Regions from separate parts of the Homo sapiens genome. Here region 1 is linked to region 2. Evidence: chromatin loops called from intact Hi-C (ENCODE). Cell type or tissue: PC-3. All regions are shown on one strand. Each heading gives the region's core, and the rest is flanking DNA. Links, peaks and the distances in the headings are about the cores only. Region 1 overlaps LOC107984536 (a long non-coding RNA gene). Region 2 has its middle 530 kb from the start of SLC6A15.

Region 1 (9,586 bases), core at 1,587-9,586, 250 kb after region 2:
GTTCTTTTAAGGCAGAGCAAGTCTAAGGTATGGCTTAGAAAATAAAATTTGACCCTTTATTGATTGTACATGTTATGATAAAAATAGCAAAGTTATTTTATTATATTAATATTGTCCTATGTGTCTTAAAGGAGATAATAGTGTTAAAACTATATCTGTGCCCTCAAAATGAGTCCATTTTCTCTATTTTACAGAAATAACTCAAGATTAATGCTTAGTTTTACACTCATGTCCATACAATTTAATATGTATGACATCCCCTGGGGTTTAGGCATAAGTTCATAGTTTTAAGTGGAAGGTATGAGAATTCATAAGGCAAAGGGAGGACAAAGTGAAAAGAATGACCAGAAATGGTAAACATATATCTGGAATAAGACTCATATACATTTCTTAGGCAAGTGAGGCCAGTTTTTATAGGGATGTCTAGTCACAAAGTATACTACGGAGGCTTCAGAACTAAGACGGTACATTCTCTGCAATGATTAGGACAAGGAGAATAATCAAAGTATGAGGCTTCCCAGATTTTGCTAATCTCTTATCCATGCAGCAGGGAAAAGTGCTTTTTCAGTTCAAGCTTTTTGATGTGTGGGTTTTTCTTTTAAGTAGCTGTTCTGGACCAGAGGTAGCCTAACAAGGAGGATATACAACCACAAAATTTACTGTTTACATTGACCTAACAAAAATGAAGGAGAAGTAGTATGTGGGAGTTTCTAGTATCTCAGACACGAGTAAGCTCAGGTGATATTTTAATATTGCATTTTGGTGGCATACAGATGATGGGGCAAAGGAAAAAAAATCACTATTTTCTCTCAGGTCTCTTAGCTTAGGTTATCAAGAATACAAGAGGTTAAGGCAAAAACTTAAATAGTATCACTTGTGGAGATGGGTAGCAAAACTGAAGAGACGTGAAGGGAACAAGGAATGGAGATTCCAAAAAATGGAGAGCAAGTACAAAGGACTGCACTTCTTGGCTGGCCACCGTATCACAAAGAACATACTTATCAGTCCTGTCAGAGCTACAACTATAGCTCAAATAGCCTGCGGTATGGAGAAGGAGAAAAGTTATGTAATTTAAACTACCAACTCTTTCCCATCTCTGTCTTTCCTTGAGCAAAATCTTCCCTTATGTGGCATCAATTCCTATGCATTTCAAGTTTGTGCAGTCTTTCCTGACAAGCCATGGGGAAGACACAGTTCTACAGGTCCAATGCCCATATGCCAGCAGAGAAGTTTCTTCTTATTAATTGGGGCTTTGTGTGGGGACTTTTTCTGTTTTGTTTTGGTGGCAATGGAAGCAGCCTAGATTGTTCATAGGAGACTTCCTGTTCTAGGATTTGGTTTCATTCCTGTTCATAGGAGGCTTCCTGTTCTAGGATTAGGCTGTCCCATTCAGCTAGAAAAATAAGCTGTCTTGGACAGACAAGTAGGGAGTTTGTGGAGAGAGGAGAGAATGTGGCATTGCTGAGCAGATCTGGGTTGGGGCAAAAACCCAAATTCAATACATTAGATTGGCTCCAAAGTGGATAGAAATAAGCCACACATGCCTATGTATCTAATTATTATTTATTTAATTTGATGTTTATTCTTATGTGTGTTTTGATAACAGTATCTTAAATGGGAGGATCCATTTCCAGATAAACCTAAAGTGGATATGTGCATTTGCCTCCATTGATATTTCTTTTTTTCTTAATAATTCCTTAACTTTGCTTTTGGTATTATATTTTTGTATAGATTTCTTCCTTAACTTCTTCCCATTCTTAGCATCCTTTGATGGATTCATTTCTTCTGTCTGATCTTAATAAATCATGTATTGTTCTAGGGCTCAAAACTAAGACCTATCATCTTCCCTAGGCTTACTTGTTTCCTATTCTTCTTTTTGAATCTGGTTTCAAATACCATTGGGGATGAATCCCAACCCCAACTTCTTTTCTGAACTCTAAACTCATATACTAACTGGTGATGCTGCGTTTTCACCCTGAGGTCTACAATGAAATGCTTGCAGGGTTTTTGTTTTGTTTTGTTTTTGTTAAATACCTTCCAAACTTTCTTCTTTCCTAATGATTTGCATCTCAGAAAATAGTAGTGTCATTTACTCAGTTGCTCAGTCCAAGAGACCTTGATATCATTAGTGACCTGTATTTTCATACACTGCATCTTATTGACCAAAAATCTTATTGCCTTTATTACAAGAAGATATGCTGACATTACACTTGTTACAACGTCAACTATTTCTTGCTAAGTCCAGATTCATTTTAACTCTGTGATAGTCTTATAAATCTGGCGTGATCTCAGAATATACTCCCTATAGTGCAGCCAGATTTCAGTTTCAAACATAAATTTGATCATGCCACTTCCTTGCTCTCACCTCTTCAGTGGTTTGCTAATCATTAGAGAATGAACTGTAACCTCTTCATTAGGTTTGTTGGAATGACCATGTGTCCTGATTTTCTCTCACCTGATTTTCCAACACTCTGTCTGAATGTCAGAGCTGTTCTGGCCAGATTGGATTCTGTTTTCCTTCAAATATCCCAAGTTATTTCATAACTGAATACCATTGATTGGATTTTCTCTCTGACTGGAATGCTCTCCAAGTCAAAATTCCAGAATCATTCCTTATTTTCATCTGAGCTGTGCCTTAACTATCACCCCCTCAGTAAGTTATCCATATACTCCAGTTTGGGTTATTCCTAGTTTGTGGATATTGTATCAGAATCTTGGAAAAAGCAATATTGGATGGATTTTAAAAATAGATTTTGTGAGGTACAGTTGACATGTGAACACATAAAATCAATGTTCCTATTTATTTCACTTAGCACTATTACTTTGAGATTCATCCTTGATGTTGTATATGGAAATAGTTTATTCAATTTTATTCCTGAATAATGTTCCACGTATGGAATTGCCAAAGATTTTGTTCATCACCCATCCCACTGCTGACAGAAATTTGAGATGGCCCCAATTTTGCCTGTTAAACAGATCAAAATGTTTTGAATATTCATGTACAACTTTTGTATGAACGGATGTTTACATTTCTCTTCCAATATTTCTACTCTTCTTCTCTGAGAGCTGGACAGCTGGGTCACATAATGGGTGTGTATTTAAATTTCTAAGAAACTGACAAACTGTTTTCCAACATAGTTGTACCATTTCACATTTTCGCCAACAGTCTATGAGAGTTTCATTGCTCTACTTTTGACAATATTTGGTATAATCAATCACTTTAATTTTAGTTATTTCAATAAGTATATAGTGGTAACTTATTTTGGTTTAAAGTTTTATTTACCTAATGAGTAATGATGTTGAACATGTTTTCATTTGCTATATATGTATGCGATATATATGTTCAAAAATAATTTGATATATATGTTCAAAAATAACTTGAATATCTGTTCAAATGATTTGCTAAAATGTTTCAAATGTGTCATTTCCTAGTTTTTGAGGTTTTAGTTTTAGAGTTCTTTATATATTCTCAGTATAATCTTTTTCCAAATATTTGATTTATAAATATATTCTTTCAATTTATGCCTTGTCTTTTTATTCTCTTAAGAGTTACTTTGGGAGAGTAGAAAATTTTAATTTTGGAGTAGCCTAAGCTTAATTATTTTTGATAATATGATATAATTTTGTTATTATGTCTAAGAAGTCTTTGCCTAACTCAATTTCACAAAAAAATTGTTATATGCTTTCTTCTAGAAGTTTCATAGCTGTAGGTTTTCCATTAAATTATTAATTTTGATTTGATTTTTATGTGGTATAAGGTATAAATAGATTTTATATTTAATATGAATAAGCAGTTTTCCTAGCAACAGTTTTTGAAGACTACTCTTTCTTCAAGAATTGCCTTTACGCTGTTCAGAAAACCATTTGGAACTATTTTTAAACTCCTTATTCTGTCCCATTCATCTGTTTGTTTTTTTTGATGCCAATACCACATAGACTGGGTTACTGCAGATTTATAATGAGTCTTGAAATGAAGTAGTATATGGCCTCCAACTTTGTCCTTCTTTTTTAACAACTGAGTTTATGGGCATTTTGAATTTCCATGTGCATTTTAAATCAGTTTAAATTTCAGAAAAAAAATACCTTCGGGGATTTTGATTGTTTTTGTCTTGAATCTAGAGATCAAATTTGAGAGAAACGGTATCCTAAAAATATTGCATCTTCCAGTTCATGATCACAGTATATTTTTCCATTACTTAGGCTTTAAAAAATCCCTTTCAACAATGTTTCTCATTTTTCAGTGTATAGGTTTTGCATGTCTTATTCAGATTTATCGCTAAGTAATTAATACTATGATGCTTTGGAAAATAGTATGGAATTTTACTTTTTTTGAGACAGGGTCTCACTCTGTTGCCCATGTTGAAGTTCAATGGCACAATCATGGCTCACAGGAGACTTGACCTCCTGAGCTCAAGTGATTCTTCTGCCTCAGCTTCCTGAGTAGCTGGAACTACAGGCATGCATCACCACACTTGGCTAAATTTTAAAAATTTTGTAGGGACAGGATCTTGTTATATTGCCCTGGCTGACCTTGAACTCCTGTACTCAAACTCCTGGCCTCAAGCAACTCTCCCATCTTGACCTCTCAAAGTGTAGAATTTTAATTTCAATTTCCAAGTGTTTATTGCAAATATAAAGAAATTTAATTGATTTTTTGTGAATTAATATTTATAGCCTGTATCCTTAATCAGTGATCCATTTGGCCCATAAAAGTTTTCATGGAGATTCCATATGCTTTTCTACATAGATGTCCATGTCTTCCATAAATAAACATGGTTTTACACTTCCTTTTCAGTATGAAGGTTTTTATTTTTAATTTTTTTGCCTTATTGCATTACATGGAATCTCTGAAGAATGTTGAATAGAAGTGATGACAATAGACCTCCCTATATTGTTCCTGATCTTAGAGAAAAAGATCTCAATATTTTGTCGATAATATGATGTTATTTCTAGGTTTCTTTTTAGATGCTATTTTTTAGGATTGAGGAAGAACCTTCTATTCTAGTTTGCTGAAATTTATTAGCCTGAACAAATGTTGCATTTATCAAGTGATTTTCTGCCACAGACTGGATACAATATTTTAAGGCACATGTCATACAAATTACTTTTATTCAAATATATAAAGAACCCTCAAAATTCAATGATAAGAAAACAACGCAGAAAAAATGCTAAACATTTGAAGTCACTTAAAGGACAAAAGGAGGTATATGAATATACACAAGAAAAGATGTTTGATATCATTTGTCATTAGAAAAATGTCAACTCAAATTGCATGATACACCACTACACATCTATTTGAATAACTAAAATTAAAAATATTGAACTTAAATTTAATTGTGTATATAGAGGAATTTGAACTGCTGATTGAAATATTCACTTTTGCATATGGTTTGGCAGCTTCTTAAAAAGTTCAAACATGCAGTTACCATTTGACCCAGCCGTTGTATTCTTAGGTATTTACCCAATCAAAAGGAATACATATGTTCATACAAAGATCTGTAGACAATTGCTCATAGAAGATTTATTTGCAATAGCAAAAAGTAAAAGCAAGCTGTGTGCTCATCAATGGGTGAATCATCAGCAAACTATGATATAGTCATGCAATGGAATACTACTTGGCTATAATAAGGAATGATATATGCTACAATAAGATTTAATTTCAAAATAATTATGTTGAGTGAAAGAAGCCAGTCACAAAAGAGAGTACATTATCTGTTCAAACCTCCACAGACGCAAACGAATATTTACTGACAGAAAACAGATCAGTGTCTGCTAGGAAAGGGGAAGGGTGTGGCTGGTGAGATAAAGAGAGTGCAAGGGAAGCATTACTAAAGGGCTAAAGAAACTCTGGAGTTTTGCGTATGCTTTTTGTCTTGGTTGTACTAATCGCATTTCAGATGCACAGTCATACCAATATCCTCATCATCATTCTTTGGATACCTGATAATGATGACTCAGACAAGTGTTACCTCTTTAAAATGGCTAGAACATTTGAGCAGCTGATGACTTTCAAGAATATACACGGCTAAACATTTTATAGCTGAGGCTCCAAATGTAACGTATCTAAAAGTGTAATATATTAAATTATGTCATGAAAAAAATCTGTGGAAGGTGTCACAGGAGATGCATATGAGAAAAAAATTATCTTCAAAAAATCAGAATGAAATAATTATTGAAATTATTTTAAAACTTCAAAATCCAGTACTAAAAGAAATTAGTCATTTTTCTAATCAAATTTAAATTAGTTAAATTATTTTAATCCATTTAGAAGCTGCAAGCTAGACTGAATAGTTGTTTGTGTAAATAATAACAGTTGGGACATAATCTCTCAGAAAACAATTTCATTTTAGGTCACACTTATTGTAAATAACTAATTAATAAATTGAGGAAATATCTGATACTGAAAAAAATCTATAGAATAAGAAAGTGGAGAAAGGCTAGAAGGAACTGGCAGATGTGAAAAAAGAGATATAGCTTTATAGCATATTTATGACAACCTATTCTTTATCACATGTGTGCCATCTTTTTAAAATGTATTGTTATCCTCAAAAGCCTATATATGTCTAGCCTCTACAAATCTAGGTAGCTGTTGTAAACTGCTGTAGTTGATGGGTTTACATGAAACAACACTTTATTTACAGCAGGCAAATAGGTGGTTTTCATTTTCTTCAATTCATTTATTCTCATAGTAAGTTCACTGATATAACCATGCCTGAGGCATAATTTTCTTTTAGTGAGTATAAATATAAAATTGTCTAATCAGCTTTTTAAAAAGTATTCCTTTTACCAAACTGGAAAATAATGCCTATACATTTTAATACATATACTTATGCATGAAAAGCCCTTAAATCATGTGTATTTCTTTCTTCTATCTTACATTTAATACTAAACTCCAGACTATAGATGATAGTAAAATAATAGTACAAATGCAAGCACATATGTTAATATTCAGTCTTGCAAACCTTAAATGTTAAAGAATAGTCATTGAGATTTCATGACATGTGAGTTAATCTTAAACAGTTGGAATTGAGTTGTTACAGAGGAGAGAATACTAACTCAATATGGGCTACTAGGTGGTTTTAAATGGAATGTTTAAGTAATTCCAAAAATGCTTTACAATCTAAAATTAAAGCTTATGTTTGTCACACGTGCAATCTTTGAAAGGATTTCTGGACCTCCTGTGCCCAGAATTAAAGGATTAAGGACACTTAAAAATCATTTTATAAAATATAAAAATAAAAGTGGAGAATATTAATAGGATAAATCAGAAACTGGACTAGCAACTGAACTCTTCCTACTCACCTACAATGTCCTCACTGAATCATTGTAAAGTCGACTGGTCTATTAATTTATGTTTTTGTGGTTTTTTTTTGTGTGTGTGTGTAACAAACTGCATATGTACTCCTTGAATCTAAAATAAAAGTTCAAAAAGAATTATGTTTAAATAAGGAAATGTTGTGGTTTAAAAATTATGTAGCATAATATCAAACAAGTTTTTCTACTTTTAACACCTAATTTCCAGATATAAAAAACAAAAACTGTAGTGTATAAATTGCGGAATCAAGATTACTTTAAACGTCTGGATTTTCATAAAATTATTCAAGGACTTTCAAAAAATAGTGCCTATTTAGCCAATTCCAAAGGGTTAATTAAAATGCAAGTTTGCAAAAAGTATAACAGAAGAAAGGATGAGAGCTCTGTTTTATTTACACTTGGCATGATATCTTTCCATTATGCTATATTATGTAGTGTTTGCCTTGATATTCCTAGAGATGTGTATACAGGTTATTTCTATTAGTAATTTGAAGTATGACATAGAGGTTAAGCATATGCATTCTGACTCACACAGCCTGGGTTCAGTTCTTTTTGTTCCACATTCTATCTCTATGATGTTAAGTTAAATTAACCTAATACTTCCCACTTTCTCACATGAAAAAAAGGCAAAATAATGGTACTTACCCCATTGCTTAGTTTTTGATGATTAAATTATGTAATATAAGTAATGTCCTTGATATGCTTCATGAAACAATTTTAACATATAATAAATAATACTGTAGCTTAAATAATGTAAATAAAAAGAAAGACATAGTTTTTTCGGTAAATATCTTTATGTTTAGCTGGAGAAAAAAATAGTTGGGATAGAAATAGTTGCAAGTAGAATAAACAAACCAAATCCCATAAACTGGCTCAATAATAATATAGTAAAGTTGACATTGTTAGTGTACTATATTATAGACAGAGTACATGAAATGTCACACAGTGAAAAAAGTTATCAGGTACTTAACACACAAATAATTAATTAATTTTATATTGAACTAGTTGATAGGTCAACTCACAATTTTTCTTCTGCAGGTTTCCCCTCTGTCTTACTTGAGATCACCAATTATCACTCCCTGTCTGAGCTAAAAAAAATTTAAAAATAGCGTATATTTTACTTCTCTTTTTTCTTTTCATTTATATACATCATTTCTTCTTTCTTTCTTCCTCTGCACCTATAATGTCCAAGATATCAAGAAACGTGACCTAGATTGTTAATTCTTCCACAAAGATCACCAGAAAATATTTTTATCGAGTTGAGTTTTATTAAACTTATTGCAACGAGGAAGAATGCCATCTTAAAAGAATTTTCATAATGTCTCAGAAGTTAGGGAAAGAGATGTATAGAGTCTGGGGTCTAGGCTCAAGTGGGGTTAGGTGGCTTCTTCAGATGCTCCCTGATGTATGATGGGGTTACAATCAATAAATCCATTGTAAGTTGAAAATATTGTCAAAGCCAGTTACCATATTTTAAATTTATGATAGGTACATCCTCATGTAATTTGATTGTATATTAAGGAGCCTACTGAATATGTATTCCTTTTGCACCAGCATAAGGAAAAAAGATTGTAAGTAAATGCATCTTAAGTCAGGGGCCGACTGAATTGTGAAAGGGCAAAATGCACGTAGTAAGAAAGGTGTGACCTAAAGTGTAGAAATTTAACATGGTTATAATCCTTTATAAAATGAGGGATTGTGTGTGTGTGTGTCTGTGGTGTGCCTTGAACTTTTCTCCCTACCACCTCGCATTTAGCATATAGCACATATAACATATAGCATAGTGGAAAGATATTTATGCCAAGTGTAAATAAAACAGAACTCTCATCTTTTCTACTGTTATACTTTGCAAACTTGCATTTTAATTAATCATTCTAGAACTGGCTAAATATGCACTATTTTTTGAAAGTTCTTGAACTGGTTGAAATTGGGCAAAATTCATTTTATATTTTAAGATCAGGGGACTTCATGGGGCAATAATAAAGCAAGACGTTTGCCAACATAAGAAAGATGTTATCTAAATGGAAGAGGGGTTTGCCCACATTAGAAAACTGATCAAATACATTTGTTTGTAAGGATTTCCTGATGCAAAGAGGCAAATGGTTAAGGTAATTATTGGTTTAGAGCATTACTTTCCTTGTAATGAATTTCCTGGAATAAATGGTTAAGTCATGTTGATACAGGTGGTCTTAATTCTCAGTCAATTGTATCTCCTTCTTTGAAATCTTCCTTTTCTGCTCTCTAGTTATCATTTATATTATTTCTCCCTTTC
Region 2 (9,866 bases), core at 1,016-9,015:
GAAATGTTAAAAGAAGTTCTTCTTAAAGAAGGAAAATAAAATAGTTTATAAACTCTGATAAACATTAAAAAATGATGTAGAAACATAAGTTAAAATAAAACAAAAGCTTTTATTTTTCTTCTTCTTTATTGATCTAGCACGATTTGTTCAAAATTAAGAATAGCAATAATATATTTGATTATATATTATATAAGTATGTACATATTATATATATGTGGAAAAATTACAGCAATTATACAAAGGATAGGATTAATATATTATTATTATTTTATCATTATGCAGTACTTCCCCAACCTGCAAAGCGGTGTAGTGTTATTGAAAAGTGGATTTGGATTATTCCAAATATGTATTGCAAATTGTAAGGCAACCATAAAAAGGTGAAAGAAAGTACGACTGTCAAAAAAAGTTTTAAAAAGTCCAGAAATGTGAGAAAATAAACCATATGAAATATTCAATTAAAACTACAAAGCGTAGAAAAAGAGTGGAAGACAAAAAAGGAACAAAGAAAAAAGGCAATAAAAGAAAACAGTAACAAGTATTATAGATATTAATCCAATTATATAAATAATTACCATAAAAGTTTAAGTATACCAATTAAAAAAAAGACACTGAGAGTAAATCAGAAAGCAAGAGTAAACTCTTCGTTTTTAAAATAAGAAATGCATTTTAAGTATAAAATGACACAGATTAAAAGTAAATGTATGAAGAAACAGATACCACACTAATAGTAATCAAAAGGAAGCAGAGTAACTGTACTAATTTCAGACAGAATAGCCTTCAAAGCAAGGAAATTTATCATTGATAAAGAGTGGCATTACATAATGATAAAGGAGTTAATTCTCCAAAAGACATAACAATCCTTAATGTTTATGCACCTAACAATAAAACTTTAAAATATGTGAGGCAAAATCTATTAGAACTGCAAGAAGAAAAAATCATTATTATACTTGAAGAGTTCAATATCCCTCTATCACAAAATGACAGACCTAGCAGACAAAAAATCAATAAGGACAGAGCTGACCTCAGAAGCAATATCAATAAACTGCATATAACTGAAATTATAGTACATATAGTACTTGCAGTAGTTGATAAAACTACTTTATTCAAGAACAGTAGAATATGCATTTTTCTCAAGCTCATATAGAACATTCACGAAGACAGACTACATTATGTTTTATAAAGCATACCTTACTAAATTTAAAAGAATAGAAATGATACAATGTCCTCTCTCAGACCACAGTGGAATGAACTAGAAATTAATAATAGAAAGATACATGAAAAATCCCAAAGTATGTGGAAATTAAACAATACATTTTTAAATAATACATGAGATAAAGACAAAAATCCAAGAAGAAATTAAAGGTATTTTGAACTAAATAATAAAGCAAAAATTATCAAAATGTGCACAATGGAACAAAAGCAATGCTTAGAGGGAAATCTATAGCATTGAATGCATATATTAGAAAGGAGAAAAGAGTTAAAATCACTAATCTAAGCCTCTACCTTAGAAAACAAAAAATAACTTTAAATTAAATTTAAAGTAAGGAGAAGGAAAAATCATAAATATTAGAGCAAAAATCAATAAAATTAAAAATAAATCAATAGTTTAAAAAACTAAAATATAGGTTTCTGAAAAAATAAAATAGATAAATCAGGCTAAGGAAAAATAGAATAGATACAAATTGCTAGAATAGATACAAATAGATCAAAAATAAAAGAGAGGACATCATTACAAATCTCATAGGCATTAAAAAGACAGTAAAAGAATACTATGAACTAATCTATGACCACACACTTGATAACCTAAATGAAATAGAAAAATTTCTTAAAAGACACAATCTGCCAAAACTCGCAGGAGAAAAAACAATTTGAATAAGCTATTTCTATTAAAGAAATTGAATCAATAATTAGTAGTCTTCCAAAATGGAAAGTACAAGAGCCAGTTGAGTCTACTAATGAATCTACTCAACATTTAAGGAAGAAATTGTATTAACTTTTTACAATCTCTTTGAGAAGATAGATGCAGAGGAAATATTTTCTAACCCCATTTTATGTTGCCAGCATCACTGTAACACCAAATTAGATAAAAGTATTATAAGAGAAGAAAACTATAAATGAATATCTCTCATAAACATAGGACTAATAAGCCTTAATAAAATATTAGCAAATCAAATTAAACAACATATAAAAAATCTTACATCATGACCAAATGGGATTTATCTAAGGTATGAAAGTCTGCTTTGATATTTGAAGTCAATTAATGTAGTCAATCACATCAACAGGCTAAAGTAGAGACACCACATAATCATATAAGTAAATACAGAAAAAACTTTATGAAAAAGTTTCATGATAAATAATCTCAGCAAACTAGGAATATAGGGAAACTTCCTCAATTTGATAAAGAATGTCTACAAAAAAACTTGCAGCTAACATCATACTTAATGGTAAGAAAGAAAAAGCTTTCCAAGTAAGATCAGGAAAAAGGCAATTCTATTTATTCTCATCACGTCTTTTCAACATTGTATTGACAGTCCTAGGGAACTACAAATTAAAACAACGAGATGCTATTATGCATCTTTTAGAATAGCTGAAATCCAAAACACTGACAAAACTAAATGCTGGAAAGGACGTGGAGCAAAGGAACTCTCAATCATTTCTAATTGCAAATGGCAGGGCTACTTTGGGAGATGGTTTGGCAGCTTGTTACACATCTAAATATTCTCTGGCCATATGATGCAGCATTCATTCTTCTTGCTGTTTATCAAAACGATTTGAAAAATTTTGTTCACACAATCTGCACACAGAGATTTATAGCAGCTTCATTCATGATTGTTCAAACTTCAGAGTAACCAAAATGTCTTTCCGTAGGTGAGTGGACAAATAAACTCTGCATACCTACATAATGGAATACTACTCAATGTCAAAAACAAAATAAGAAGAAATGGAAAAACAGGGAGAAAACTTAAATGCATATTACTAAGTGAATGTCAACCTGAAAAGGCTGTATGTGTGTGTATACTTATTGGATGATTCCAAATGTATGACATTCTGGAAAAGGCAATACTATGGTAATAATAAAAAGATCAGTGATTGCCAAGGTTTTGTGAGGAGGGAGAGAGGGTGGAGGACAGAGGATTTTTAAAGCAGTGAAACTACTCTCTATGGCATCATCTCAGTGGGTACAGGTTATTATATATTTGTCAAAACCCTGAGAGTGTACAACACCAAGAGTGAACTCTAAGTTAAACCACAAACTTTCGGTGACAATAATGCCTCAGTGTAGGTACATTGTCTGTAAAAAATATAATTTTGAAGAAGGTCCATAATAGTGGACCATAAACTAGACCATAATAGAGACAAAATCTATCAAAGCCTCTGAGATACAGCCAATGTGGTGCTAAGAGGAATGTTCATAGTATTAAATGCCAACATCAAAAAGCCTGAAAGAGCACAAATGGACAATCTAAGCTCACACCTCAAGGAAATAGAGAAATGAGACCAAACTAAACCCAAACCCAACAAAATAAAAGAAATAACAGAGATCAGAGCAGAACCAAATAAAATTAAAACAAACAAGCAAACAAAATACAAAAGATAAATGAAATAAAAGCTGGTTCTTTGAAAAGATAAACAAAATCAATAGAAAATTGCAAGTTTAACCAAGAAAGGAAGATAAAAGATCAAAGTAAGCTCAATTAGAAATGAAACTGGAGATATTACAATCGATACCACAGAAATAAAAAAGATTATTCAGGGCTACTATAAACACCTTCATGCACACAAATTAGGTAACCTAGAGGAGATGGATAAGTTCCTGGAAATATACAACTTTCCTAGATTAAACCAGAAAGAATAGAAACTCTGACCAGACCAATAACAAGCAGTGCGATTGAAACAGTAATAAAAAAATACCAATAAAAAAATTCCAGAATCAGATGGATTCACTGCTGAATTCTATCAGACATTCAAAAAAGAATTGGTACCAATCCTACTGAAAGTGTTTCAAAAGATAGACAGAGGGAATCTTCCCTAAATCATTATATGAAGCCAGTATCACCCTAATAACAAAACCAGGAAAAGACTTAACCAAAAAAAGATAACTACAGATAAATATCACTAATGAACATAGATGCTAAACTCCTCAAGAAAATACTAGCTAATGGAATCTAACATCATATCTAAAAGAAAATCCACCATGATCAAGTAGGTTTCATATCAGAGATGCAGGGATGGATTAACATACACAAGTTAATAAATGTGAAACACCACCTAAACAGAATTAAAAATAAAAATTATATAATCATCTCAATAGATGCAGAAAAGCATCTGACAAAATCCAGCATCCCTTTCTGATTAAAACCCTCAGAAAAATCAGCATAGATGGGTCCTCCCTTAAGGTAATAAAAACCACCTTTGACAAACTCACAGCCAACATTATACTGAATGCGGGAATGTTGAAAGCATTCCCCCTGAGATCTGGAACAAGAAAAGGATGCACACTTTCACCACTTCACCATAGTACTGAAAATCCTAGCCATAGCCATCAGACAAGAGAAAGAAATCAAGGGCATCCAAATCAGTGAAGAGGAAGTCAAACTTGCTGTTTGCCAATGACGTGATTGTATACCTAGAAAACCCTAAAGATACATCCAAAAAGCTTCTATATCTAATAAACAAATTCAGTAAAGTTTCAGGATGCAAAATCAATGTACACAAATCAGTAGCACTGCTATAAACCAACAGTGACCAAGCTGGGAACTTAACCCCTTTTACAACAGCTGCAAAAACAAAAACAAAAACAAAACAATTTAGGAATGCAAAGGAAGTGAAATATTTCCACATGGAAAACTACAAAAAACTGCTGAAAGAAATCATAGGTGACACAAACAAATTGAAACACATCAGTGCTAATGGATGGGTAGAATTAATATTGTGAAGATGACCATAATGCCAAAATCAGTTTAAAAAAATCAACACAATTATCATTGAAATACCATCATCTTTCTCACAGAACTAGAAAAAGAATCCTAAAATTCATATGGAAAGAAAAAAGAGTTCACATAGCCAAAGCAAGGCTAAGCAAAAAGTATGAATATGGGAGACAGTGTGGTGATTCATCAAGGATCTAGAGCCAGAAATACCATTTGACTGAGTAATCACATTACTGGGTATATACCCAAAGGATTATAAATCATTCTTCTATAAAGACACATGCACACGTATGTTTATTGCAGCACTGTTCACAATAGCAAAGACTTGAAACCAACCCAAATGCCCTTCAATGATAGACTGGATAAAGAAAATGTGGCACATACACACCATGGAATACTATGCAGCTATAAAAAAGAATGAGTTCATGTCCTTTGCAGGGACATGGATGTAGCTGGAAACCATCATTCTCAGCAAATTAACACAAGAACAGAAAGACCAAACACTGCGTGTTCTCACTCATAGGTGGGAATTGAACAATGAGAACACATGGACATGGGGAGGAGAACATCACACACTGGGGCATGTCGGGGGGTTGGGGTAGGGGAGGGATAGCATTAGGAGAAATACCTAATGTAGATAATGAGTTAATGGGTGCAGCAAAACACCATGGCACATGTATACGTATGTAACAAACCTGCACATTCTGCACATGTAGCCCAGAACTTAAAGTATTATTATATATATATATATGGAGGCATCACATTACCTGACTTAAAACTATATTACATGGCTATTATAATCAAAAGAGCATGGTACTGGTATAAAAATAGGCACATAAACCAATGGAACAGAATACGGAACCCAAAAATAAATGCAAATAGTTATAGCCAACTGATCTTTGACAAAGCAAACAAAAACATAAGGGGGGGAAAGGACATCCTATTTAAGAAATGGTGCTGGGATAATTGATAAGCCACATGTAGAAGAATGAAACTGGATCCTTATCTCACCTTATACAAAAATCACCTTGAGATGGATCAAAGACTTAAATTGAATTCCTAAAACCAGAAAAATTCTAGAACATAGCATAAAAAAACTATTATAGACATTGGCTTAGGCTTAGAGTTTATGACCAAGAACCCAAAAGCAAATGCAACGAAAACAAAGATAAACATATTGGACTTAATTAAACTGAAAAGCTTCTGCACAGCAAAACAAAACAAAAAAAAGACCACCCACGGAGTGAGAGAAAATATTCACAAACTATGCATCTGACAAAAAAACTAATATCCAGAATCTACAAGGAACCCAAACAAGTTAGCAAGAAAAAAACAAATAATTCATTCAAAAAGTGGGCTAAGGGCATGAATAGACAATTCTTAAAAGAAGATATATATACAGCAAACAAACATATGAAAAAATGCTCAGCATCACTAATTATCAGGGAAATGCAAACCAAGACCAAAATGCAATACCACCTTAATCCTGCAAGAATGGCCATCACTTAAAAAAAAATAACAAAAAATAATAGATGTTGGCATGCATGTGGTGGAAAGGGAATACTTTTACACTGCTGGTAGGAATGTAAACTAGTACAACCCCCTATGAAAAACAGTATGGAGACTCCTTAAAGAACTAAAAGTAGAATTACCATTTGATCCAGAAATCCCACTACTGGGTATCTACCCAGAGGAAAAAAAAAAAGTCATTATTTGAAAAAGGCACTTGTGCACACATACTTATAGTACTACCATTCATAATTGCAAAAATATGGAACCAGCCGAAATGCCCATCAATCAAGTGAATAAAGAAAACGTTATATATATATATATACACATATATATGAGACTATATATAGTTGTATTCAACTAAGCCATAAAAAGGAATGAAATAATGGCATTAGCAGCCACCTGAATGTAGTTGGAGACCATTATAGTAAGTGAAGTAACTCAGGCATGGAACACCAAACATCCTAGGTCCTCACTTACAAATGGGAGCTAAGCCACGAGGATGCAAAAGAATAAGAATATATAATGGACTCTGGGGACTCTTGGGAAAGGGTGGGTCGGGGGTGAGGGATAAAAGATGACACATTGGGTACAGTGTACACTGCTCAGGTGATGGGTGCACCAAAAACTCAGAAATCACCACTAAAGAACTTATCCCTGCAATAAAACACCCCGTTACCCCCAAACTATTGAAATAATAATAATAATAATAACAGTAACGACTGGATCTATAATTTGAATATATTTATAGATCCAATCTTATTTTTACAAAATAATAAAATATTCTGTCATTAATGTATAATCTGTTCCCTTCATACCTACAAAGATTTTCATTATCTTCAGTTGTCATGAAAAATGTCCTGAAAGAGTCTTCTGCCTATTTCCTCTTGGTTTACATTTTGTCATTCATGGACATATATGTTTTAAATCTTTCATGGTATGAATGAATACGAAAGCACCAATGAAAACATTAATTCCAGGAAATGTGGTAAGTGCTTTCTGTGCATCATCGCGTAATCTTCACAATAACCATACAAGAGGTGTATTTTTTTTTACTTCTCTTTGTATGGATGAAACCTTAGTCCTACAGAGCAAATCCTAGAGTACTTGCTCAAGCCTATATTTGTACATTTATAAATGCATAATGAAATGTATAAATGCACAAAGAAGTGTTGCATCACCTTTCTATATATGTGAGAATACAATAGGGACATTTCTCATTTGATAACAAATGGACATGATAGTCAATGTTCTTCATGACAATATCAATGTCATTTGATATTTTTAGAAGTGATTCTCATTTTTATTTATATTTTATTATAAAAGTAATAAGCCTTTAAATACACATGTTATAAAGCATAATATTAAATAAACATAATAAAATTAACATTTGTGAACTCACTTTTTAACTTATAAATTTGAATATTTTCAATATTTAGCACCTATTGATGTGCTCTTTTTTAATATTCTCATCCTGCCTCTTCCACTAAATAACTATGCCAAACTTTATCATATCATTTGTGCACACTTTATCTCATTTGCATATATTTACCACTGTATTCTTTAATTTTTGTGTGTATTTGAAGTTAATGTCCATATGGTCTTCTCTCAGTATATTACAGATCTAAGATCTTTCCTCTTCTGTCTGTATAGATGTTCTTCTATTTTTTATTTCCACATAATATTCTTTGTGTGAATAGACAATAGTGTATTTATCCATTCTACTTTCAGTAGACTTTATTATTTATTTATTTTATGGTGAAATGATTAATAGAAACATTTTATTTTTCTTACAGTCAATTGTTTTCTGAGCAGCCAATATCTACCAATAGATACTATTTCTTGTCCAGCTTCTTCCCTTTGAGCCACACATCCATTAGCTATAACTTGTGAACTACAAATTATCCTATTGCAGTTGACAGTTTTACTCCTTATTTTGTTACTGCATAACAGAGATTATCATTATCTTCACCTACTTTTCTGTTGTTTTGTGTTTTGCGGAAGGTTCTACTTGACACATTGAGAGGGGATGGAAGACTGTTACCTAGTATCTGTGCCCGCTGGAACGTAAATTTTCTCAAAGTAACAGGGCATAATAGACACTGAGGGATCTTGCATGAGAGTTTCAATACCTCAGCTCAGAACTTACATATACATTCATATATTGCTGACCAGAGCTAGTCACATGACCCTGACTAACTACGTGTAACAGAGCCTGTGGGGGAACAGATAGAATACTTGCAGAGCATTACTTTATCTGCCATAATCTGTATACTCTTTTAGGTTTTCTATGTAGACAATCACATTACCTGCAAATAATGAGATATTTGTTCGTTTTTTTCAATCTTTACACAATGTATTTATTTTTCTTGTCTCACTCTATAGGCTATGCTGTTATAATACTTAAATGAGAGAGTTGTGGAACAGTGGAATATGGACAGGCACACAGGGCCTGCTAGAAAAGCGTGTATTGTTAGAAATTGCATGGTAACAGATATAAAGGTTTATTTGCCTGTTTCACTCTGGTACCAATACTGGGCAATCTGTCAGAATAATGTCAGACTGAAAAAGAAGGAGAGGAACTGTGATCCTTGAACTGTGAGTCTTCAAGAATACATACTTAGAGAAGCAGGAGTTCATTCTCTAATGTTATCAGAGACTAGGACAAAGTAGAAATATGATGTGTTTCACCCTTAGCTTCAGTCCTGTTCTGTCAGCTCGGTATCTGTAGCTGGAGGATCACCAGTCCCTCAACTTGGTAATAGGGAATGGGGGTAAGATCAAGTCTTATACATAAAGTGGCATGCTAGGAAGTTTTGCCACATTTATGTTTTTCCTACATAGAAAGCACTGATTTACCTTCTAGCATGATAATTGGCTACAAATTATCTGGTCCAGTTAGTCCTAGATAAGTTTACTCTTCCTGTTCCAGTGTGCTGCAGAGTATTTTGCTATCTTTTCAGATGTTAAAAAAGGAATAGCTTTTGCTGTAGAGTTTTGGCAGATCATTTGATTAGAACACCAGCATTTCTTTTAGATCTTTATTGTCTGTTGCTTTTTTAAAAATATTGTGAAGTAGTATTAAGTTTGATACAATGTTTTATGGCATTTAACAATATGGCTTTTAATTGTTAAATGTAGAATTACAGTCATTTATTTTATAAAATCAAACATCTTTGCATTCTTTGGATAAAATCAATTCTATCTTCTCATTTTTACACATTTCTGAGTTTAGATTTTCTTTTTTTTAATTATACTTTAAGTTCGAGGGTACATGTGCACAACGTGCTGGTTTGTTACATATGTATACATGCACCATGTTGGTGTGCTGCGCCCATTAACTCGTCATTTACATTAGGTATTTCTCCTAATGCTATCCCTCCCCCATCCCCCCACCCCATGACAGGCCCCAGTGTGTGATGTTCC

What was found. A loop is a pair of places that touch in the nucleus more often than their neighbours do. Peaks named below come from ENCODE experiments on the same cell type or tissue, not always from the same donor. Only the 100,000 strongest peaks of a DNase experiment are listed, where the experiment ranks them.
Region 1: a loop joins it to region 2, with 2.1 times the contacts of the local background. A loop is called at or near these places in 2 of 110 quality-filtered maps.

The regions. Positions count from the first base shown.
Region 1 is chr12:84,133,249-84,142,834 of GRCh38, reverse strand. The region is part of intron 1 of LOC107984536 (a long non-coding RNA gene); the gene reads left to right. Among named protein-coding and RNA genes, the nearest start is that of SLC6A15, 770 kb to the left of the region's middle. In PC-3, for the core only: no CTCF peak of the experiment used is centred there; DNase peaks (open chromatin) are centred at 5,534, 5,874 and 7,834; H3K4me3 peaks cover 509 bases; H3K27ac peaks cover 2,820 bases.
Region 2 is chr12:84,377,933-84,387,798 of GRCh38, reverse strand. No RefSeq gene overlaps it. Among named protein-coding and RNA genes, the nearest start is that of SLC6A15, 530 kb to the left of the region's middle. In PC-3, for the core only: no CTCF peak of the experiment used is centred there; a DNase peak (open chromatin) is centred at 5,108; H3K27ac peaks cover 541 bases.